Regions from separate parts of the Mus musculus genome. Here region 1 is linked to region 2. A link is a loop called in an ENCODE intact Hi-C map of the cell type or tissue named here. Cell type or tissue: heart. All regions are shown on one strand. Links, peaks and the distances in the headings refer to the core of each region. The heading gives the core; the rest is flanking DNA. Region 1 holds the start of Pdia5 (protein disulfide isomerase associated 5). Region 2 holds the start of Sec22a (SEC22 homolog A, vesicle trafficking protein).

Evidence for each region. Hi-C counts contacts between places; a loop is a spot of excess contacts. Peaks named below come from ENCODE experiments on the same cell type or tissue, not always from the same donor. Only the 100,000 strongest peaks of a DNase experiment are listed, where the experiment ranks them.
Region 1: a loop joins it to region 2, with 2.2 times the contacts of the local background. A loop is called at or near these places in 4 of 42 quality-filtered maps.

The regions. Positions count from the first base shown.
Region 1 is chr16:35,484,191-35,496,722 of GRCm38, reverse strand. It overlaps Pdia5 (protein disulfide isomerase associated 5), which reads left to right and starts at 5,850. Exons shown (of 17, transcript NM_028295.1): 1 at 5,850-5,994. The coding sequence starts at 5,959. In heart, for the core only: no CTCF peak of the experiment used is centred there; DNase peaks (open chromatin) are centred at 5,862 and 6,742; H3K4me3 peaks cover 2,131 bases; H3K27ac peaks cover 2,047 bases.
Region 2 is chr16:35,354,840-35,367,371 of GRCm38, reverse strand. Sec22a (SEC22 homolog A, vesicle trafficking protein) reads left to right here and starts at 3,454. Exons shown (of 7, transcript NM_133704.4): 1 at 3,454-3,548; 2 at 5,613-5,811. The coding sequence starts at 5,630. In heart, for the core only: CTCF peaks have their summits at 4,729, 4,928 and 6,577 (motif pointing right); a DNase peak (open chromatin) is centred at 3,481; H3K4me3 peaks cover 1,700 bases; H3K27ac peaks cover 1,363 bases.

The DNA of each region.
Region 1 (12,532 bases), core at 2,616-10,615, 130 kb before region 2:
CCATTGTGCTAATTGTCACAAAATGATCACTGTGTTGGTCTTCATCCCAGCCTAAATGATGGAAAGGGTTGACTGCGTGAATGGAAGGTGCGGTCAAATTCACAATAGAGTACAGGACAGGCGCTTCTCTAACTGAGACTCAAGGGGCTGGTGCTGGAAAATGGATGGTTCCCATTGCAGGCCCTAATGGAGGAGGGATGCGCTTGCCCTGAGCTCTTCTCCTAACATTTCAAGGAGAGTGAAGCTTAGAATTGCTAAACATTCCCGGAAGAGACATAAATCCCATTTTAGCTTGTTTCAATTGCAGAATGAAATGGTCTGTTTTCTTGGAGATTTTTATTCTTTTTTTCCTCAGTCCCTTGCCCTCTGGTTACCTGGCTCTCAGCTCTCAGGTCCTGGGCTGCCTGTATTTCTTTATTCTCTCCCTCCCTCCCTCCCTCCCCTCTTTCTCTCCCTCCCTTCCTCTCTCCCTTCCCTCTTATCCCCTCTCCCTATTGTGTGACATTATCCCAGGGGAGACATGGACTAATGTGTACTCACTACAGATAGATAATCGACAATAAACTAAAGTATCAATACAGCCAAAGTTTAGCTTGGTGAACCAATGAGTATATTGGGGTTACAGGAATAAGGGAGTCAGTAACAGGCAGCTGCATGTTACCGAAAGCCCCACTCTTAGTACATTTTTATAAGAGCTGCAGTGTTTCTCTCATCCCAGTTAGCTCCCAAACAATTGAGACAGAACCATTATATTTATTTAACCAGCTTTAAGGTACAACAACTGTACAGTATTAATATATTTTAATCCTCTAAACTAATCTGGTTACCTCCCAGCCAAAATCCTCAAGATACTTGCATTTTACTGATCCGGTTCTCTCTACTCCAGGTGTTTTCTCATGGTGTCTGTTAGACTCTCTTCTTGTCTGGAATTTTCCACTTACTTTCTCTCCTTTCCCTCCCCTAGCTGGGAGGAAGTTCAGCCCCATTCTCTCCTCTGCTCAGTCACTGGCTGATAATTTTTTTTTTTATTGACCAATTAGAGAAGAATTGGAGAGCAATGTTTATACAACACTGAGGCAAGAGATTCTTAGAATAAGGATTATAACCAGATATGGGGGCACAGAAGTCATCACTTGAATAATCCTTAAATAATGCACAATAATATTATGCCTGTAGCCTACCCCAGTGTGGGAGGTGATTTATGAAGGTTGGAACCCTAGAGCTCTCTGTACAACGTACAGGAAGCTCTACAAGCTGGAGTCTCCTCTGCTGTCTTTACTGCTTTTGTAACCTTGGTGGAAAGAGGGCGCTTGTAAAACTGTTAAGTTTTAGGGATTTACTCATACTTCTGAGTTTACTTCCTGAATCCTAAAAGGCCCCCTTTTAGAACTTTCTGAGTCTTGGTGAGCTTTTCTTTCAGGATGACAAGCTTCAGTTCAGAGGAAAACATTATACAACACTCCTTCTCTCTCACATTCCCTCCCTCTTCTTTCCTCTTTATTCCTCCCCTTTCCTAGTTGTGATAATTGAATTATCACAGTCTTAGAAGTAGCTCCAAGGAGTCCTAGTGATTAGAAGATCCACTAAACCTTTCATTGTTTAGACCTTTTAAAAGTCCATTGTTCAAATGTTACTGTAACAACCTAGGCAATTCAGCTCAATTAATACATGACTTTTTATGTCATTTAATATATATAAGTCATCTAGCAACCATCATTTAATCATGATATCTCCCGCTCCCACAGTGCTTCCTTCTGCTCCTGGGAGTCCCCATGTATTCCTCCCAACCTGATTTTTTCCCTACCATCACAGACCACCCTTGTCTGTTAAACTTGAGGTTAACAGAAGCCCACAGGGAGTATTCTCTAGGGTCTGCCTGTTTTCTCCTCAGCATCAGAGTAGGCATGTCTGTGGCGATGTTTCCAGAAATCATTAAGTAAGGGGATCTAGGGAGAGACCCACCTTGAATGTAGGCCTCACAGTTCCATAGACTGAGGACCCAGATTGAATAAGGAGGGAAAAGAAGCTAGCACGGACAGCTCAGGGTCTGCTTTCTGGTCAACATGGTGAGAACTGTGCTTCTCTGTGCTCTCCTGATCCAGAAACACTAAGTTAACACAAACAATACCTTCCTGTGAGGCATTTTGTCACAGGGACACAGAACTAACACAGGGAAGGATTTGGCTTTTCTCACAAGCTTCATTTTTGCAGATGGGAAAGAGACTCCCAGAGAAGAGTGTGAGTTGTGAGCTTGAAGTTGCTGAATGTGTTGGGGAAGCCATGCCTCCAACCTGCGTTTGAAATCTCTGAAGTTTCTTAACATGACTTCATAGAGCCATTCTCCCAGGCTGCACTAGAAACAGCCATGGCTCAGGTCCTGCCTGGAGCCCTGGAAGTGGGATGGTAAACAGGAAAAGAAACAGACAACAAATACAACTAAACATGGTATCCACTGGGATTGGTTCCTAGAACACCCCCATCATCCATATAGACACTGAACTCCAGGCAGAATGCCTTGTGTAAAACAGATGAACATTTGCACATAGCCTTGTCCACTTCACATCATCTCTACATTACTTATGTCACTTAATGCAATGCAAATGTTATGTAAATAGAAGTTCCACTTCAATGTTTAGGGGAAAATAACAAGGAAGAAATCTATGCAGGCTCAGTATGGCTAAAGATCTTTTTGCAGAATTTTTTAAACCCACAGTTGGTTGGATTTGTGAGTGTCAAACACATGGATAAAAACAGAATAAAAAATGCAGACCGGCCAGGCAGTGGTGGCACACGCCTTTAATCCCAGCACTTGGGAGGCAGAGGTAGGCGGATTCCTGAGTTCAAGGCCAGCCTGGTCTACAGAGGGAGTTCCAGGACAGCCAGGGCTGTAAAGAAAAATCCTGTCTCAAAAACAAAAACAAAAAAGTGCAGACTGTGGTCTGTGCAGGCAAAGCAGGGACAGAAAGCTAGGAAATTAGGAGGCTCAGGGAGGTTAGGGTGAAATTGCCTTTTATGGTTTGCTGTGGACAAGTGACAGAGGAGAGCTCTCAAGGATTAGAACGTGCCAGTCAAACAAAGGCCTGGAAAGAACAGGAGGTAGGAGCTGCTCCTGGGATGGGTCCCAGGAAATACTGCTATGAGTGACAGCAGCTCAACAAGCCAGAGTGGGACCAAAATCTGGGAGAGGTCTAAAGGGCAGACACAGGGCTGCAAGTCATGGAGGAGTTTGTTATTACAAGGCAGTGGTTCTCAACCTGTGGGTAGAGACCCCTTTAGGGGTTGGACAACCTTTCACAGAGTTCACATATCAGATATCCCTCATATTGGCTATTAACATTACGATTCATAACAGTAGCAAAAATTACAGTTATGAAGTAACAATGAAGATAACTTTATGGTTGGGGCGTCACTATAACATGAGGTACTGTATTAAAGGGCATGAGGCACTGTATTAAACAGCATTAGGAAGGTTGAGAACCTCTGGTCTAAGGGAAACAGGGAACCATTGGAAGGCTTTGGGGACATGACCAGCAAGACCTAAGTGACAATACCGTATGGATCATTAGGAATAGCAGGCACAGAGACTGCTGTTACCTTCACCAAGTGGGGCACACTAGTGACAGCAGGTGTGACAGAATGCCTGTATTTTGGAAGTAGAATTAACAGAACACAGTAAGGACTTAGATGGGTCTCTTGAGAAGGGGTGAGCCAAGAATGACAGCTAGGTGTGTATGGCCTTGAGACTTTAGCCTGACCGAGAGACGGAACTTGGAGCCTGCAGGTCAGGAGCAGCAATTGTTCCTGGGTCAGGTTATTCTGCATAGTCTTCCACCTCCACAAGTTCCATTTCAGCTGGCCTAAGGACTACATCAGCAGTCTCTACTTAAGATGCAACTCTCTGTTGGGCTAATTACCCAAGTCATCTTCATAATCAATAAAAGCAAGTGACTTAGGACACAGCCCTATCTCTGGGGACTTACCCCAAAGCAGCACATGCAACAATTTCCTGAATAACATTGATGAAACAATGAGATGGTTGCTACAATGTGGCAGTTAGCTCCCATGTACAATGTGATGGTTGCTACTGTGATGCTGTGAGCACTCCTGACACAAAGTGATGTAGGCTTGTGTGTTTGTTTACACACAGTGTTTCTGGAAGGCAAGACAGCTAAAGACTAACAATGGGTATGCACTAAAGGTAAGGAGTAGACACCTGGAAACTGGGGGATGAGAGAGGCTTTAGACAGCTGGCAACGTTTATTCAGGGAATATCTCCCAACTCCTCAATGTGCACTTCCTCTGTCCATTTTATTATTCTCCATTTGCATCCTTATGACGGAGTAGTTGTCCAACAAACATTCCTAAATGAAGTGACAAGCTGATGGTGCGCGTGACAAAGAGGATTCAAAAGAGGATTTTTTGTTTTGTTGTACATAAAAGACCTGTCTTATGTCTATGGGTGTTTTTTTTTTTTTTTTTTGTTGTTGGTTTTTGTTTGTTTGTTTTTTGGGTTTTTCGAGTCAGGGTTTCTCTGTATAGCCCTGGCTGTCCTGGAACTCACTTTATAGACCAGGCTGGTCTCGAACTCAGAAATCCGCCTGCCTCTACCTCCCGAGTGCTGGGATTAAAGGCGTGCACCACCCTACCCATATGTAGGAGTACCACAATCATATCTTGTGCCCTTGGAGATCAGATACCCTGGAATTGGGGTTACAGGATGGTTGTTAGTTGCTATGTGGGAGCCAACAGCAGCAAGTGCTCCTAAATAATGTACCCATTGTCCAGCTCCCATTTTACATTTTTTGTTCAGGTAATTAGCATTCATTTAACATCAATTAACTATTTAAATGATACAGTTTGGTGGCATTTAATACATTCATAATGCTGTGCTGCTTCCCCTTTTATCTAGCTCTGAAAGATTTTCATCCTCATCAATGGATTTCTGAACTGAAATTCCTTTCCTCCATTCCCCAGGTCAGAGTAATCTGTTTACACAAAATGCAAACAAACAAACCAAAAAAAAAAAAACAAAACCAAAACCATTTTTTCCAATTTTTGTATATTTTATATAAATGCAATCATACAATATACAACATTTTGCATTTGGCTTTTTAAGAATCAGCATCATATATTTTTGATATTTGTTAACATGGTTGTGTGAATTTCTTTTTATTGGATGAATAGTATTCCGTTGTACCGGTGTATATCACATTTTCTGTATTTGTCTTTTGAGGATATTTAGACTCACTCTTTCTTTCTTTCTTTCTTTCTTTCTTTCTTTCTTCCTTTCTTTCTTCTTTGACTATCATAAACAGCGCTGCTAGGAACATTGGTGTGCTAGTACTACTTGAACACACTTTTCGATTCTTTTGAGTATATGGTTAAGGAGTAAGGGGATAGTGTGGTGATCTATACTTAATATTTTTTGGGCTCTCTAAATTGTTTTCCCGACACCTCAATAATGTTTTGTCAAGGGGAAAAAAAAAGCCTCGGGAGCAGATGGCATTTTCCATCCTCCACAGGCCATCATAGACTTTACAATTAGTACCTACAGTCAAATGACTGGAATTCTCTGGGTTGCCTGCTAATCCTCGGGGTGGGGAAACTAACTTCTGGGGGCAGAGTGAGTTGTTGGTTCTGATTCTGCGGGCACAGAGCAAGGCTCCTTAGTGAACAACTGTCCCTACTCCCCAGCCTCCCTGCCCCCCATCCTCACAGCTGCTACTCTGCGTCCTCAGGCAAAGTCCGAGGCAGAGGCATCCCGAGCTTCTCGTGAACTACAACTCCCGGCAGGCTCCTTCCCGGGCCGCCTCTCCTAGCCTGGTGCGCATGCTTTGGCAGACGTGGCACCGGGAACTCGGAGGCGGGGAGCGGCTGTGAAGTGGCCGTAGCTGTTGGCCGAGGTGGAGCTGGCAGGCGTGCGCGGGAGCCGGGTGCAGACGGCAGGAGGCGGCGGGGATGGCGCGGGCGTGGGGGCTGCTACTGGCGATTGGGGTGAGGCTGTGGGCCGGCGACACGTGCGTCCCGCATGGCCGTGGGAGCGCGCGGTCCGGGTTGGTTGGGGGCGTGCTCGCCGGGTGGCAATAGGGTCTTTGGTCCTCTGCTCTCCACTGGGGCCGGGCCGGGTGATCCCTCTCTCCGGGTTCGCGCTCCCGCACAACTTTGCGGGGACGCAGGTCTGGGATGTCCTTAGCCTAAGCAGGACTCCCCGGGCGGTGCTTGCACCTGTGTGAGTGTGGGGTGGAGGCTGCCTTCCACTTGCGCAGCAGGAACACTTGCTCGTGGGTTGGACCCCCGGAGAAAGGGCGCGTGACGGGTTGGGTGGGGTCACCACCTCCAAGAGTTCTGCTCCCACGGTGATGCCGGCTCCAGCCCCGGCCACTTTCGAGCTGTGTGTGTGGCGCCCTGGATCTGTAAACGTGTCTGCGTTCCTTCTATGAGATGGGAAACCGTAAAGATACCCGCTAAGGAGGTTGTCAGACGGGTCGGCTGAGGAGTCGGTGGAACCAGCTCCGGAGACTGCAAAATGATACCGGAGTGATACAGAAGTGGAGGAGGGGTGAACCGTGGTGCAGACTATGTGGGGATGGGAGGACTTTCCCGAACAAGCATCCCCCGAGAAGAAGTGGGGACTGGGGACGGGTTTGCCCCTGGGGCTGAGGTGTGGTTGTGGGTGTGTGACAGGATGTAGTTGCCTTCTTCCACATCTCTCTCGTAACTTCTTGTCTCCCTTGTGTTGGGTCCATCTCCTTATGGCCACCGCCACTATCACCAAGTTCGGAAGACTTACTTGCCCCTACCACTCCACTGTTTTCCCTTTGGGTGTGGCAAGGATGCTGGGCAGATGGGGGGGGGTGTGGTGGAAAGGGAGGGGTGATTAGATCTAAACGCTTGAACTCCGCAGTGCCCTGTCCTTTGGGATCACCAGTTAAAGGAGTGACATCGAGTTTTCTGTTATGTGGAAGAAGGTGTCAAAGGAAGCTCCCTGTTCCCAGTTCTGCATCCTCCGTCTAGGAGAGATCTAGTAGGTTACCGCGAAGCTTTGGGGTGCTGGTGGTGTGCCATGATGTTTGACATAAGTTTCCTGGAGCCAGTTGGGCTGACTCCCATCAGGATGTCAGTCCTTGAACTCTGAGGGAGGAGGGTTTTGCTTTCTTCCTTTTTCCCTCCCTTCAGTAAAAACAAGAGCCCAGGGGACTGACCTTTTACTCTGTAAACATTTATCAACCACATTGTTTGCCACCGGGTTGAATTTTGGGTGGGGAGCAAACTACACTCTGCGCCTGCCTTCAGGTGTTGCCCTCGGCTGAACAGCAGTCAATCCTGTGAGCAAATACTGTTCGAAGGACAAGAGCTAATACCCTAACTGCTGCCAGCCTGCCACAGGAGAGCCATACATTATCTGAGGTGGAGAGTCCCCACAGGGAGAGGTCACATCTCTGAGAGGGAGAGTCTGCCAAGGGAGAGCCCCTGGGGCCTTATTGAGGTGGGTGGAGCAGAGTCCAGGAATTAATGTGTTGTGGGTATTTCGGAGGTCTGTATGTACCTTCCCCTCAGGCAATGAGGAAGAACTTTGAGGTTTGCCCAAAGCACCTGGCAGCTGGACGTTCCTGAGCCTAGAGTTAGCTCCGCAAATACAAGGTAGAGGGATGAGAGCCTGGAATCCGCAGCAAGTGACTGCGGGTTGGGCCTCTGTGCATTTAAAAGCTATGTGGATTTGATAAGGGCTTCCTACATCCCTGGGAGCAGTTTGACTTCTTTGTTCGCTCTGTATTGACTGAAGGCCACTGGGCGTGGCCCAGGGTTTTATGAAAATGGATTTAACTGGGTCTGATGGCATGGCTTTGGAATCCCAGCTACTTAGGAGGTTGAGGCAGGAGGATGGAAAGTCCTGTTTGGACTACAAGAGTAAGTTTAAGGGCAGTCTGGGGGGCAGAGGGCCAGCCTAGCATGCGCTAGATTCAGTTCTTAATACTGTACAAAAGAAAAGGAAAACAATTCAGTATCCCCTGTATGTGGTCTCACTGTCAAGTTGGAAGTCATCTGTGGTCAGTAAGAAGAAAGGTGGGGTCTGATGACCTAGCTTGGATGATACCGCACTTGCCTTGTCTATATGAGGCCCTGGGTTGGATCCCAGCACCACGTAAATTGGGTATGGTATAAAGCCAGGCGATTGGGTCAGAGAGCCAAGGGCATCCTCAGGATTTCAGGCCAGCTACCATGACTTAAAAAAAAAAAAAGTGAGCATTTTACAAGACGATATTTTGAGAGACCACATTTACTTTTATCACCAGCATAGTAATAACAGATGTATTTCATTATTTTAATTCAGTCATAATACTGTATTATTACTTATTTTAAATCTCTGCCTAGTTTATAAATTAAACTTGTTCACAGGTATGTATGTATGTATGTATGAGAGGAAAAGCCTCTATGTTCTGTACGACCTGTAGTTTCAGGCATCCACTGTGGCTTTTGGAGCCACCCTTCCTCAAATAAGGGGAACGGGTGGAAAAGGATTGACAGAGATTCGTGTACAGGGCTGTGTGAGTACCGCATCTATTATAAAAGCAAAAATACGGGAGTGATTTAATTAATAATTGTGGCACGGTACAATACCCTTTGGCCTCTTTCAGACTTTGGAAAGTAATGTTTCTTTGTTAGTTTGGGCATCTATAACAAATACACTGTAGACTGGGTCCTTATAGTGACAAGTTTGCTTGTCACTGTTTCTCATGCTGAGTGACTGATGTCATCAGGGTGCTAGCTCAGTCAGGTTTAAGGCGGATCCTCTTCCAGGCTGCTGACTGTTGATTTCATGTATCCTTGTGGGGCAGAGAGAGCTGAGCACTTTCTGGGTCCTTTTTTAAAGCACTAACCCTATTCATGCAGATTTTACCCTGAAGCCTTGATTACCTTCCCAAGGCTCCACCTCTTCATGCCTACCACAGTGTGTGTGTGTGTTGGGGGGGGGTGCTAGGATTTCAACATGAATTTTAGGGTACACCAAACCATTAGTAGGTCCAACATCCAGTCAGTGGTTGTAAAGAAAACTCTCAGTATAGTTAACGCACGTTGTTCAGCTATGCCAAGGTGTGGATGAAGACCCTCTAATTCGGGAAGATGCTCAGGTATAAAAACCAAGATTCACCACCAGACTCCAGGGTAGATGAAGTTGAGTGTGAAGAACTAGCAGGATGTTTGAAAATACTGATGGTTCTAGAAGGTAGAGAGTGGCGGGTGACTTTCGCTTACTTTGTTGCTTAATTTTAAAAAATATTTTCTAAGAATTCTATATAAGCTTATAATCAGAAAAAAAAAATGAATAAAGGCTTTCTCGACAGCCTTTTTCCATCTTCTAGAAAAATCCGCAGTGGCATCTGGGACTTTAGCCCCAGAAGCACCCAGACTAGAGAGACCAGGACCTTTGACCCGAGAGCCTGTTTTCCTGCTGTCTGATTGATGTTTCCTGCCAGGCCTGACTCTCCACAAGAGCCATGAATGCTTTGTTATAGTGTCTGTGCAGTCACAGGACAGAGAATTGTCTTGTCAGGGCTCAGTAGCCATCTCCATGTTCAGTGGTTCCCAAATGTCTGGCCAAGGACTCTGCTGGACTATGGTAGAATTTTCAGTAGTATACGGACAAATTGCAAAAAACAAAAATAAAAACAAAAAACCCCAATAGTGAATGGATGTTTTTAAAAATATAAATTCAAATATTCTGGATTAAATACTTGCCTGGGAGTCCGGCATGTGGTACACACCTTTGATTTGAGACAGTGGATCTCTGAGTTTGGGGCCAGCCTGGTCTACAGAGTGAGTTCCAGGGTAGCCAGGGCTATCTATACAAAGAAACCCTTATTTTGAAAAAAAAATTTTTTTTAATAAAAAGAGAAAAAAAGAAAAACTTGCTTAGGGCTTTGGCTGTGGCTCAGTGGTAGAATACTTAGTTAGAATGTAGGAGACCCTGGGTTCACTCCCAGCAACACTCATATAGTTTTTTCATGACTATATTTTGGATGGGATGTTTAGTGTGTGTGTGTTTAAACTGAACTTAATGGTAGCATATTGCAATTTCATATAAAAAAGTCCACTCTTTACAAAATTTGTTTAAAAATAGACAATACATATATTTACAAATATATTTTAAAAATACAGTCCATGCGATTGTGACATCTGAGAAGTGGTCTTACTTGACCCTCTTTATTTTGCAGGGCTGGGGTTTGAACCTTGAGCCCCTTGCATGCTAGACCAGCATCTTATCCCCCTCAGTTCTCACAGGACCAAGAGAAGAGCCAGGCCTGCTGAATTATACATTGAGTTCTTCCTATTCCTCCCTCTCCACCTTGCTTCCGGTGCCTTTGCCCTGTGGTGGCTGGAAGCTCCGAGCCCAGGGGACAGTGGGTGCAGGCTCAGAAGGCATGTTCGTCCTGCGGCCTCTTCTGCAGAGCTTTTAAGGTGTACTCAGGCAGGTTTTCTTCTCTGGCACCATTATATATTTAATAGGCCGTTGTGGGCTGGCCCGGGGACCTAATTGCCATTGATAGTGCTGCTTGCAGCCTGGAGTGCACTTTTCCCACAGAAATAAACACATTATGGAGGAAGTCTTAAAACAGCTGCGCGGGGTACAGAGGTGGAGCTATGGCTGAACTCCATATGGATGCCAAGTGCTGACGGCTGAGGATGCAGGCCAGGGGCAGTGGGTGTGTGCTGCGTGATCAGAGAAAAGCTCCAGGAAAAGAGCTGGTCTCACTAGGGGGTTCTGTTTCAGGCTCTGTGACTGTTGGGATCTCTGCCTGGCTGTTGTGTGGTGGGCACTTAGCCTAGTCCCTGGCATATGGGTGACGGGATAGCATTTGGTGGAAAGAGTGGGTGTTGCAGACAGAGAAGGAAGCCTCCAAGATAGCGAGAGGTCTGGCTAGTGGGAAGGGGGGCCAGAGTGTGATGGTGGGGCTAAGACTGGGGAAGCGAGTCCGTCAAGAACCCCAAATGTCTGCCAAGGTTCGGGACTGGGCTCTGTAGGCCATGGGGAGACAGATGAAAGCGGTCCTTTTAATAACACCACAGGACATGGAACATGGATTGACGGGAGAGGCTGAGCTACTTTGCCCAGAATGCTTCTTGCTTTCCTCCTTGTTATCTGTTAAGAGTCAAGTGTGATGTGTTGGAAAGAAAGCGGGCTTTCAGCCAGCTGATGCTCCGTAAGCCGAGTGGCCTTGGGCTCTGCTTCACTTATTTGTAAATGGTGGTAATAATATCCATTTTCCTGGGTGGAAAGGATTAGAAACAATGCAAGAAGCAGGCAGCACAGTGCTTGGTATCAGCAGGAGCCTTGGCATCACTGCAAGCTGTTGAATACTAGGCATAGGACATTGGTCATGTGCATCGAAGGGCCAGTCTGGCAGGTGTGAGCAAGGGGCCATGTGATATGGGTGCCAGGTTGGGGTGCATGCTGCTGGGGATCTCCTTCAGGCCCCCTTGGTGCCGACTCTCGTTCCCCTTCTTCTTTTGCTGGACTTGTGTGGAGACACCTGGGGATTACTTGGTACATACAAAGAGGCTGAGGAGTTAGGTCTTGGTTCTTCCCCTTCCTTCTGAAAGTGATCCTCTCTCAGGGCAGAGACACACCTATCAGACCACATTACTCCCTAGAGGCTTTCACCCCACCATTGTGGTTTTGTTCTGTGTGGCTTTTCTGTGTGGTTAGTTTTGAAACTACATGCCGTAGGTTAGAAACAGATGTGTGGATAGCTTATGGTCTTTTACACTGTGTCAACTGCTCTAACTTCCCACTGCTGTATACTAGACCCATGTGGGGACAGAAGGAGTACCAGTGTTTTGTCCACCTTGCTTGGTGGGCTGTCTGTCTGTCCCATTTTGCAGCCTGCTGTTTGTTCTGGTGGCCGGAACTGTGACAACTCTTATATGTTTGTTGAGGGACTGAGAGTTGGCCCGTTGGTCAGTGTGTCCCACTTCAGTGTGGCGTTAGGGCCTGTGCTAGTGTGGTGAGTCAGGCTGTGACCTTAGAGAGTGTGTGGCTCAGGATATGAAGGCGCAGTGGCTGCACTGAACGTTTAAGCAGCCTTGTTTTTGGCCTTGTTTTTCTGGTATAGCAGTGTCACTTGCCCTGTAGCATGGGAGGAGCAACCGACTAGGTACCAGCTGGCTTCCTCCTCTCCCAGGAGCTCCACTTTGCATCCCCTTTGGCCACCCTACATAACACGCCTGTCTCCTAGCACTGCTTCTCAGCTATTAGCTGTGCTGTCGTGCACTGGGGGGCTAATGATCCTCAGATGGCATGAATGGCCTTTTTACATCTTTCTGTTCCTCGGATCACACAGAGACCCCAGTTGGGTGTGCAGTTTTTGGCTCATTATAGCTCTCTGGAGCAGGGGTGGAGTTCCATCTCCCATAAAGAATGCCACCATTCCTCTAGCCCTTTGATGTCTTTGTCTGTCAGCAGATCTTTTAGACCTTGTTGGCAAGTGCTCACAAGGTCCAGGTTAAGAGCAGTAAACTGGGTTCAAATGTA
Region 2 (12,532 bases), core at 1,818-9,817:
TTTCTCCTCTCAGTTTACCGGTGTCTGCTCTATGTACTTTTCTTTCTGATGTCGTTACAAACCATCACTCTTCAACCTTGAGGACATTCCCAGCTCTCATGTTTACTTTGATAGGAACATGACTATTTTCATCTTATTTTATTTAGTTGTTGGGTTTTTCCTCTTTTAAAAGAAAATTATCATTGTTAACATAGCCGTGCATTCATTGTTAAAGCAGACAAGTTGTAGAGAGCATAGGTTGGGTTATGCCTTTAAAAAAAATCCAATGTACTAATATTTGCCTTTTACTTGAGGTGTTGAGAGCACTTACATTTCATTTAAACTGTCCCTGTGGCTGAGACTGAGTATAACATATTGATATCCATCCAAATTGGGTTTTGTTCCAGTTTTCCTTATTTCATTTTTGGTAGGAAGGGGACAGGATTGCACTGTGTGACTTAGGGTCTAGAACTCACTGTAGAGCCCAGGCTGGCTTTGAATTTATGACAGCCTTCCTGCTCAGCCTCCCTGGGATTACAAGCATGACCAACATCCTTCTCTTCTTTTGAGTTATTTATGGTACTTCATTAAAACAAAGATTTCTTTTATTTAATGTGTATGCAGGTTTTGTCTGTGTGCATGTTTGTGCATGACGTTCATGCACTGTCAGAAAAGGCTATCAGAGCCTCCAGGACTGGAGTTACAGGTGTTTGTTCACTGTCCTGTGGTTGGGAACTGACCTTGGGTCCTATTCGAGAGCAATAAGCACTCATAACCTCTAAACTCTCTCTTTATCCCCTGGAACTGCATTCTTAACAACCAATAAACTTTTGGGTGTCTCTATGTTCCTTGTACTATATTCAAATAATATTATTTCACTTTATGTGTGTCATAAGAACTTTATAACAATCCAATATCCATAGTTGTGGGCCCTGTGGCCACGGATTTAACCAACACATTTAAGATATTTATGGGGAAATTTCATCATACTGAGCAAGTATAGATTTCATTCTCTAAACAATAAGTTTTAGTAGTTATGTGGCCTTTCTGTATAAGCTATTATAAGTAAACTAGAGGTGATTTAAAGTGTAAAGTGGATGTGAAGAGCAGCTTTTCAATATTGTTTGTGGTAATTAAATATTATCTCCAACGTGTTGCTTGTCTAGGGGCCTCTCTACTGAATGCTTTATGTTTCTAATGAGGTTTTTTTCTTTCTTTCCTGGACTAATTACTTAGAACCTGAATGTTTCCAAACTGCTTGGAAACTCTAGTAATTGTTCCCACTTAACTTTCCCAGTAGCTGCTATTTGCCAAGGACCTTCATGTATTCTCCTGGAGCTCTTCCTCTGCTCTCAGATTAGAGCTCTTGCTCGTCTCCTCCTTACCATGAGGTTGAACGTCTGCTTGGCTTTCTTCTAGCCCGTGCTTCCAATATTATTCCCAGAGAGCGATCTTGGAAAATCTGGGGGTTCGCTCTGTTGGCTTCTTCTTTCTATGACCATAAAGTGACTGCCAGGTTGGAAAATGCCTGCAAGTGCTTGTTCCTCAGACTTGGTTTTCTTTCCTTTTGGTCATGCTAGGAAGCAACTTCCTGCCTTCAATGCCAATGTGGTGGTTTTTGAATAGCACGTTAGTGGAGTCATGTAACATGTGTTTTTGTGTCTGGCTTATTTTAGTCTTGTGGTGATTTGTATACAGTTGTTGATTGTCGTTCTTTTTCCTTAGACTGTGTGACTAGTCCACCACCTACTCATTCTATAGACATTTTAATACACATGAATACATTTCTGCTGGAACTTTATCTCAGAGTGGAATGCCCTGTTAAGTCATACTAAGAATTACCAAATACATAATTAGTTCAGATCTCCCCTCTGAGCCCTAGGCATACTTATCCCCAACTGCCTCTTGACATTCCCATTTATAGGTCTTCAAATTTAACATAGCCCACATGTTTGCTACACTTTGAGAATCCTAATGGCTTCTTAACCCATCTAGTTACCTAAGGCACCATGTTTAATAGTCTCCTTTATTTTGACCTGCTCCAGAAAATCAGTCCATTAAGACCCATGAACTCCACCTATGATTTATTAATATCTTGAAATTGTCCATCTCTTTCTGCCTCTACTGCCATTATCTTTGTTTAAGCCACCATCATTTGTGGCCTTGACCAATACAACTGCCTCCAAACTGGCCCATCAGTAACCCTTCTTGCTCCCTATCCATCCATCTCCATAAACAGCAAAATGAGCTTTAAAATATGTAAATCAGATCCTACTTAAGAATCTTTATTAGCTCTGTGAATTGATCTTAGGGTGTGTTGCTGAAGTCTGAACTGTATAAAGTAGCCAAAGAGAGTTAGACCTTGCCTCATCTCAGCCTAAACTTCTTGCCCCTACATACTTTCTGCTTTAGGCTTTTTATTGATGAAATTAACCATAGTGACCAAAGGCAACTGGGTGTGGAAAGGATTTATTTCATCTACGAAAAGAAGTGAGGGCAGGAGCTCAAGGCAGGGATCTGGACAGGAAGTGAGGCAGAAGTCATGGAGGAGTGCTGCTTACTAGCTTGCTCCCCATTGCTTGCTCAGCCTACTTTCTGGTACAACATAGAACTACCTGCACTGGGGTGAAGACCGCCCACATTGGGCGGGGCTCTCCTGTATCATCGTCAATCAAGGCAATATCCTACACACTTGCCCACTAGGCTAATTTTACAGAGGGTTTATCAAGATTCCTTCTTCTAGCTATGTGAAGGTTTCTGTCGAGTTGACAGAAACCAACCATCACGACTTCCTAGTACAGTTAAATGCTCACAAATCATGTTTCCAGGGTCTAGAACATTTTTAAGGGTCCCTTAATATACCTTGACCTTAAAAGGTACGTAATCATGGAGCTCTTCCCCGACAGTCCACAACTCATTCATCAATGTACCTATTAGTTTTTCTTCACAGTACCAGTCAAATGTACATTTCTGTAACAATTTACCTTAATGCCTTTTATTCCTATTACACCTTAAAAGGAGTGCTGTGGACATTCCTGTAAAACATGCTTAAGATGCTGCCGACCATTTAATTGACATTCAGCATATCCTTGTTTAATAATACTTAACCTCGTGAAGGCTGGGAGGAGCTACTGAGGCTTTTCTCTCTGTTTTGCTAAGTTTCTTTGTGTAGTGCCTGATGGAAGAAGATCCTTTCCCTGTTCACCAGAGAGAGCTTTTCCTCTGTCCCGAGTGGCGCACGAGAGACAAACTGCTTCCCGACACAAAGCAGCAGGTGAAGGAGATTAGCCTTATTTCCGAAGGACAGCATAATTCTCTTCTTAGAAGAGAAGGCAATCTCCTGGCGCAGGTGCAGGAAAACCTGCCAATCTCCGCCGGAGGAGGCGGGGATAGGGCGGGCCTCGGAAAGGGGCGGGTCTTTGGATGCTTCCCACGGCGTCCGATAGGCCCGTGCGAGCTCCGCCGGCGCCAGCCACGTTGGACGCGGGCATCCCCGCTGGAAGGCCACTCCCGGCCCCACAATGCACTGCGTGGCACGTCACTCCGAGCCGCGGGTCCCGGAGCGACAGGTATGGCCCGGCCCCTCTTTTCAGCTTCCTCTGGGTCTCCCGGAGCTCTGGCCGGCTGCTCGCGCCGCTCTCTCGGAGTTCCACCTCGGCTTGACCGGTAGTTGTCCGAGCCGGAGCTTGGTGGCGGTGGCCTCAGAGCTTAGGAGGACGGGCGTGCAGGGTCCGAGTCCCTGCGACCTAGGGCTGCGAGCCTCGCGGGCGGCGGTTGCTGTTTAGCAGGCCTGTCCTAGGATGGGCGGCTGGAGTAGGGGCTGCTGACGGGGAGGGACGGCCGTCCCGGGCTGCCAGCGAGCCGTAGTGTTGACTCCCTGGCTCCCGATGTCAGCAGCACACCGACTCACTCGGGCTGGTAGGTGGCCCGAGAGAGCTTGAGGTGGCATTCCTACTTTCTTTTGGGCGGGGTAGCTTGTACCCTGTGATTTGTGAAGTCTGAATGGGCGTTGCAGTTGGACATCTTACTCGTTGGCTCTGGGAAATCCCGTGAGGCCCTGTTTTAAAGGTGCTTTGCGACTCTCTGTGGCAGAAAAGAGACCTGAGAAATTGGCTCCACAAGTGGGGAGTCTCCTGCTGCTTAGCTTCCGGGATCACCATCACCTGGGGGCAGGTGGAACTCTTCAGAACCCGCCCCTCCTGTGCTTAACCCTGGGCAGAGCCTGGGTGTCCCGCCAGGCTACACGTGATAGAATCCCAGCGGATTAGTACAACCACCATTTTTTTAAAAAACGGAATCACATTCCATGTTACTGGTACCCACTCGTTTGCCAGTACCGTGAGAAGTCGGTTTCTTAAACAATACTTAGAACTTCTAGTGTGTAAAGGAAGACTTGAGAGCTGAACCTGACACCCGTAACCAAAAGTTACTAAAGGATCGGCCGTTTCCACTTAAGAAGATCACATCAGTTTAGTACTTGATTTTTAGAGACTGGGTAAAGTTTAAGTATATTTTAGTTTGGTGTATGAAAAGACACTAGCAAAGAGATACTTGCCACCTTCCTCTCCATGTAGTAACGAAGCCTGGGTATGTTTAGAGGCAGTGTCTTATAGAGTTATTAGAGTTAGTAACAACTTATTACTTACTAGGGGTTGAACAAATGACTTAAGCTTTTGGAACCTGTGTTTCTTCCAAAGCAAAGTGAAACAAATACCCAACCTTACCGGTTCCCGGAAGGTTCAAATGAGGTGTATGAAGTGGATCTTAAATTCAATTAAAAAAAAAAGATAGGTAACTCCTATAATATTCTGTCATATTGTACCTCTGGGCACTGTAGGCAGGTCATTATTAGAGCTTGCAGGGTTCGTAGTTGGGTGAAATGGATGGCTGCCTTTCTCCAGTCACTTGCATAGCAACTTGTAGCACTATGAACACTGACCAGTAGGGGTGAAGCATATGTGTGCCACAGCATAGGTATGCAGGTCAAAGGATAACCTAAGGTATTGGTTCTTGCCTTCCCACCTTGTTTGAGACAGGGTCTCTTGTTCACTGCAATATACCAGGTGATCTGTCCTCAGAGCTTCTGGGAACTCTTTGTGTCTCCAATTCCCATCTACCTGTAGGAGCCCTGGATTATAGATATCTCCTCATATAACCACGTCTCAATTTTTCTTGTGTTCTGGAAAGCCAAACTCCCGTCATCAGATGGCTTGCCCTACAAGTGTTACCATTCAGCCATCTTCCCAGCTTGCAAATGCTGTTTTTACAAGCTTGTTTGGTAGTGGGAGAGATGGCTCAGTGGTTAAGAGCTTTAGTTACTCTTGCAGAAGACTCTAGTACCCCCATAGCTGCTCACAACTATCTGCAACTCTAGTTCCAACATATCAAGTTCTTCCTCTCTGTTCTCCAAGAGCACCGGGCATGCACATGGTGCGCGTACATACATGTGGACAGACACTCATACACATAAAATAAGTTACATATTTTTAAAAAATGTGTTAATTGGAAGGTTCTTGGAATATATTGTGTTGTTATCTTAATACTCTGATTATTACTAATTGTGAAAGTTGTATAAATGCTTACCAGTTTTGGCCTTGATTTTTATTTAATTCAGATTTCTCATTTTATTTTAGGTCTTCTGTGGGTTGAAATGTCTATGATTTTGTCTGCCTCAGTCATTCGTGTGAGGGATGGACTACCGCTGTCTGCATCCACTGATTATGAGCAGAGCACAGGAATGCAGGAGTGCAGAAAGTACTTTAAGATGCTGTCCAGGAAACTTGCTCAATTTCCTGATAGATGTACACTGAAAACGGGGCGCTATAACATTAAGTAAGACCTCAGTTTGGTTCGCTAGAGTCAGTTGCCTGTAGGTTGCCATTTTCATGAAATGTAAATGGTTGCAAGAAAACCTCATGTTTGAGTGACTCTGAGAAACTTGAAGTCAACATTCATGTTCTGAACTTACCTTAAATAGTAGTCATGATGTTATTAACCTTTTGTCTTTGCAGAGTCTCTGGATTGGATTCTGGCTTTAGAAGACTTTATATAAGTTTTTCAGATAGTGCTTCCTGTAAATTGCTCGATAACTATTTAGTAGAGTTTTCACATGCACAAGATTGTAGCAAGCAAATTGTAATGGAAAATGTTAAGTACAGTTTTATCCTACAGTTTTATCCTTTAAGACTGGGCAATAGGATAGAGTGTGACTTTACCCTGTGCTGACTGCATCCTTCAGGAAGAATGATATTTGACCCGAACCTTTAAAAATGAAAAAGAAGACAGTTGTATGAAGGACCCTGTGGATGGGGAGTAAGGCTGGAGAAACTCTTGGATCCATCTTAAAGGGTAGGAGGAAAGCCAGTGGTGCCGAAGCACCTGGGGTCAGTCAGGTGGCAGAACTTGAGGTCAAGAAGGTAGGAATGGGACAGGCTATTTAGGGTCCTCTACGCTGTGATGAGTGTGTACACCCCTTTATTAATCTTGTGCAATAGGAAGCTGCAGGGGAGTTTTAGGCTGGAGAATTGTATGGTCTGGTCTTGACTCAGCTTGGATGGACCAAGCCACTTTGAAGAGCGACTGAGCAGGAGCAGAGTGACCGCTAGGGGGCGCTGTAGAGACGACAGGTGCAGCTTGAGTGGGTAGTAGAGTATTTGGAGTTAAGCTGCATTTCAGGCCTGTCACCTGTAAAGGGCCCTGAGAGGCTTTAGGGTGCGAAGGAAAAAGAAAAGAATCATGTAGATTTTTGGCCTTAGAAACTGCATGCCTAATGGGACTACAATGAGCAAGACTAGAAAGGTTTAAGTTGCATTTCACTGGTAAGGTTTCTGTTTGGGTGTGTTAAATCTGAGATGTCCAAGGGGCATGGTCAGCTGGATGTATGAGCCTGAGGCTTAGCAAAGAAGACAATTGTGGGGTTTAGATTTAGAAATCAGTTTATGATTTGTTAAAATGGAAACTGTTAAAACTGTGGAAACAAATGAGACCACTTTGGACAGCATCCATATGAAACAATTAGAACAGTTAACCCAGGGTCCATGATGCTAATTATGAACATAGAAGGAAAGCAGATAGTAACAAAGTGGGTTTTATCAGCAACATAGCCTTATTATTAAGATCAGACACTATATTTTGAAGAATTAAAAGTTGCCTAAGGCAGGACTAGGCATCACAGCTAAGAGTAAGGCAGGGAGGCAGGAGAAGCAGTGTGAGAGCCACATGGCAGGTTGACTTGGTGCTGGTGGATGAAGATTTGCAGGTAGCTATGAGACAAGTGTGATGACTAGTGTGGCTCCAGGTTCTGCTGCCTGAAAGTTCAGGCGGAGGGATGTTACTGTACACAGCAGGCTGCAGGTCACCGCTGCAGGTTTGAAGAAAGCCATTTGATTAAAAATCAAGCAGTGTAAGGAGTGGTGTGTCCTTACTCCCAGGACTCAGGAAGCAGAGGTGGGCGGATCTATAAGTCCCAGCTAGAACTACCTAGAAACAAAGAACAAGGTACAAAACCAAAGCAAACCCAAGACTATAGAACAGAGAGTAAAACAGAAAGTTTATCAACCTGCTACTCCAGTGTGAAGTAAACAAATAGATGTACAAATGAGAAAGAAAATGCCGAACAGAAAAATGGCTCAAAGGACGAAATGGTCAAGCCTGTGAGGTGGAATACTAGAGATGAAGAAAAGGAGCGAGCACAGAATGATAGTGTCCTCAGAAATGAGCAGTCCTTGGAGAAGGATGGCTTAGCTGGCTGAGGAGGAGGGACAGTGAAATCCCATGTGATTTTTTTTTTTTTAAATGGGAGATGGGGTCTCACAGTATAGTCCTCGATAGTATTGAACTCATTAGGTAGGCCAGCCTGGTCTGCCTGACTCGGCCTATCTTTTGCTTTTTTTGTTTGTTTTGTTTATTTGTTTGTTTGTTTTTTGAGACAGGGTTTCTCTGTTGTAGCCCTGGCTGTCCTGGAACTCACTTTGTAGACCAGGCTGGCCTCGAAATCAGAAGTCCGTCTGCTTCTGCCTCCCAAGTGCTGGGATTAAAGGCGTCGCCACCACGCCTAGCCCCTGACTCGTCCTTTCTATGCTAGGATTAAAGGCATGTGCTACTGTGCCCAGTCTTCATGTGATCTTTACAGTCTAGTGGAAGGATGATGGGGATTCTGGAACCATTTACATAGATACAGTTCAAATTTTGAGGGCAGAAATGCTCACTGAATTTAGAGAAGGCCAGGATAGAGCCTCAGAGAATGTCCACAATTATTTAGATCACATAACTCTAAAATAATGGGATATTACACTTACCTGGAGTTTTGGAAGCTTATCTAGAAAATCACATTGGTGGTAGCGGTTGGATTGAATCTAAAGGCTATCTCAGCCTGCCTCTACTTAGGTGAAGACAAGACCTTGAAGCGTTGAAGCATTGTAAGTGGTGGCATTGTAATGTCCTCTGTCATTCTCAGCTCTGTCTGTTGTAAGGTAGTGCTATAGACATGCCGTAGTTACTGGGGACTGCCTGAAGTCTACGGTAATATTGGTAACTACCTGGAATTAAAACACAAATCTTTCAATTTTTGTTTTGCTGTATCTTCTTAAAAGTAATAGAAATGTACCAAATTTTTACTATGTCCCAATCCTATTTAATTATGAATTTTAGACTTTATATCATTTCTTCTAATCCTGTCTTATTCTATACAAAGGATTTGATGCAATTTTCAAATACAATAATACAAGAGGGTAAATGAAGAAATCAGATGAAAGGAGTAGATTGAGGGGATTAAAAAACAGAGGTAACACTTTCTGGAGATGTAGCCCGTGTGTGTGTGTGTGTGTGTGTGTGTGTGTTAGAGCAGGCCTGCAGGTACTGCCTGAGCTCCCTTGTGTCAGAGGCAAGGTTGAAGGTCAGTCAGGAGACTCAGTTTCCCTGTAATACAGGACAGGGGCAGCATTGTGCTAACCCTCCTCCGGTAGCAGTAGCGAGCCTGTGTGACTTTTCTTAGACTCCTTGGTATAAGCAAATGGCATGATAGGACATTTATTTTTTAGATTGGTTGGTTCATTGATTAGTTGAATTTTGGCTTAAAATTGCTTTTATATTTACTTCATATAGGTGTGTTCATATACATGGCATACACACTCTTGCACACCATGGCACATACCACACAACTGTTGGGAATTGACTCTCTCCTTCCACCACATGGGTTTCAGAGATCCAATTCAGGTCGTCAGGCTTGGAGGCAAGTGCCTTTGCCTGCTGAGCCATTTTGCTAGTACACAGTTTTTGTGTTTTTCAGACAGTGTCTTACTATGTTCCTTTATCTGGCTTTGAATTTGTGATGATTCTCCTGCCTCTGCCTCCCCTCCTGAGTGCTAGAATTGTAGGCTTGCCCCACTGTGCCTGGCAATACAATGTTTTATGACAGAGGTTACAAGTGGAATAAGTCTGATCCAAGAATGCATACATTACATAACTTTTATAACCAGGCATTAAAAAAAAAATCTCTGCATGTTTTTTGTAGTCAAGTATTTAAAAGGGTTGGAGAGAACTTTCTTAGTTGTAGTTCCAGACAAGAACCTGATTTTATGTATTTTTCTCTCATTAATAAAAGGTCCTGTTGGTTGCTTTCTAATCTTTTGGGATGTGGCAACAGACTTAGTCTAATATAAATTGGCAATTTATTTGTGTTACTTGACTTTAGTTTTTTTCCATGACCTTTTTTCTCCCTGCTCTAAGGCAAATAAAACTCAAGGGCTCTGCAGTGGCAACATCGTGGCACACAGCCACTAGGCTGCCCTTCTTTGTCCTGGCCATGCTAAGGATCTCTCTTTCAAAGCCCAGATTTTTACCTGCTTGCTCACTGTCTTCATGTAGAACTTGCTCAACTACTCTTTTTCACCACTTATTAAGATTCTTTAAATATTAAAATTCTCTAATTTGCTCTCAGTAATTGGGTTGTAACTCATTGAGGAAATTGACCCACCACTGCCTAATCTATTTTAAATATATATTTATTTTTTAATTAAATGTGTATGTGCAGGAGTGTAGGGGCTGTTTACATGTGGATTTGTGCACATGTGAGCACAGGTCCCCTTGAAGTCCTTGAGAGTTGGTGTTTCAGGCAGTAATGAGCCACCTCTGCGTTAATACGTGCTCCTAACCATAGAGCCTCTCCAGCCCAGCCTAACCTATTTTAAGTCTTCATCTTTTAGTATAATGGTTTTCAAATCTGTATAGAAATTGAGTGTCAAAGTAACAAGTTATAATTGTAGGCTAAGTCACTTAGTACTTCACGCTGAAGTCTAGTTGACCTGACAAGAGAAAGACTAGAGGCTTCAAGGGGAAATGTAAGAATAGTAATGTTTAAAATGGAGACAGCTCTTTTCATTTTCTCCCTCTGTGTATGGGGAAGATGATGGTTTTTTTCTGACTGCAATGACCCACGGGTCTTTTTGTGGGTAAAGCATGTTCCTCAGTGTGTGGCTGGCCTTGCCCGTGTCAGAGCAGCAGCTAAGTGTGAGAGAGAGCTGCCCCTCTTGGCTTTCTGTTGCTGTGATAAACAGCTAAGTGTGAGAGAGAGGCGCCCTGTTGGCTTTCTGTGGCTTTGATAAGCATCACGATCAGAAACAACCTGGGGAGGAAAGCGGTTGTCTTACTTACACTTGCTGATCACCATCCACTGCTGGGGAGATTCTGGGTGGAAGCTCCAGCAGGAGCAGGGTCAGAGCCAGAAGCGGTGGCACAGGCTTTAATCCAGCACTGGGGAGGCAGAGGCAAGCTGACAGCTGATACTAACTGTGGCAGGTATTTTAGGAATTTACAGGTTCCCAGCCATGGAAGTGAGCCTGTTTTCTTCAAAAGGGTTTTTTAGCTTTGGAAAACCTTCTTGCTTGGTCTTGTTGTTTGGTCAGAGTGTGCAGTGTTGAGTGTGAGACGATTTAGTTGTGTGATTTTGCATTCCACAGTGATATTACATAATTTTAAAGGAACTAGTATTTCATAAATTAACGAATATACTTTCCTCATGCTGTAATAAATATCTAATGATAACCTTATTACTTTGAAAATGGCTAAAGCAATCATGAAAATTAAATTGTGTCCTCTGAGTCCTTAAAACTCTGTGGTTGGCTTTGGAATTTAAAAAAAAATCAGATTGTGTATTTGAGATCTCTTTTAATTTTGAGACATTGATCTTGTGAAAAGACAAATGTCCTTTGAGGACCAGGCCTACCCCACTGTGAATTTTAATGGAACAATGTGATTACTTAGTTCTTTCTCTGGGAGTTCATTTGAAGTGAGTGAAGGCTGTGGGCCTCCTAGGTTTTCTCCTGCTTGAAGATGCAGTTTCTTTGTATTTATCCCTAAACTACTTTCGGTGGGAAATGCTGTTGAAAGCCTCCTGTCTGTTAGTTTCAGTCACTAGCAGGTCTTTCCTGTCACTCTTTGCTGATAGTTTCTTTCTACAGGAGTTGTAGCTTGAACAATAGCATAATTATTCACCACCTACAATTAGCAGGTACTTTACCTAACATCTTTAAATTTTGTATGGCTCTGAATGCCGAGTAAGTGGAGTACTTCCCTATTGTGGGCAAAGGCAAGCTCAAAATTCACATTAGGTTAAACAAAAAAGCAAAATGTATCATGAAAGCTTGCTTGTCAAATGCTCGGTAGGCAGTCTTTCTTCTGTACAATCTCTTGGCTTTTGTAGATTTTCTGTTCTTCACAGATCGGGAGACATTTACCAGCAGCTGCAAGCCTTAGTGGAGCTGTGTACCTGCCCTCCCTTGATGTCAGGAGCAGGACTTTGACAGGACTACTCATTGTGGATAGGAAAGAGGGACACTCACAGGTAGCCTGGGCACACTCCAGTACATGTGGCATAAACAAGGCTGTATATAATACATGGTGGGTTAGAGGCCTTCCCCCTAGGGAAGAGAAGAAAGGATGCTGGTAGATACCCATAACCAGTACTGTCACTTTACTGATGGAAAGAAAGTCCCATCAAGTCATAAAGCCAAGGAACAGTAGAGCAGAACCCCAGCCTTGCCTTTTGCCTTCATGGTCCACATTATCTCCCAGGAGATTTATGTCCTTCCCCTTTTGTGACCACGTGTGTTCCCAATCTCCCTAATTCTTTTAACTTTTTATGGAGAGAGAAATTGACCAGGTTAAAAAAAAAGTGAGGTCCCTTTTTTCTTTATTGTTGAAGAATGAAGTGTCTGTGTGAAGCCTAAATTTGATGGGACAGCAACCAAGCTACTTGGGAGGGATCGCTGCCCTCCTACTTCCCTGCTTGCCTTATTGCCAGCCTCACATCACCTCTCGGCCTGATTCTGGCAAACGTGTGGCTGTGAGCAGCGTGTCTGTTGAGTAGACGCAGGAGCACCTCGGAAGCACATCACTCTTCTTTTACAGTTCCTGTGGGAAGATCGTAGTCACAGCTCTGATTGAGAATGTGATCAGTTTTCTCTCCTTACACCTCTCAAAGACTCCTTTCTCTTTCTAAGTTGACTTTGCCTGGTATGCTGCATATGAATAAACATTTTTTATATTTAATGAGACT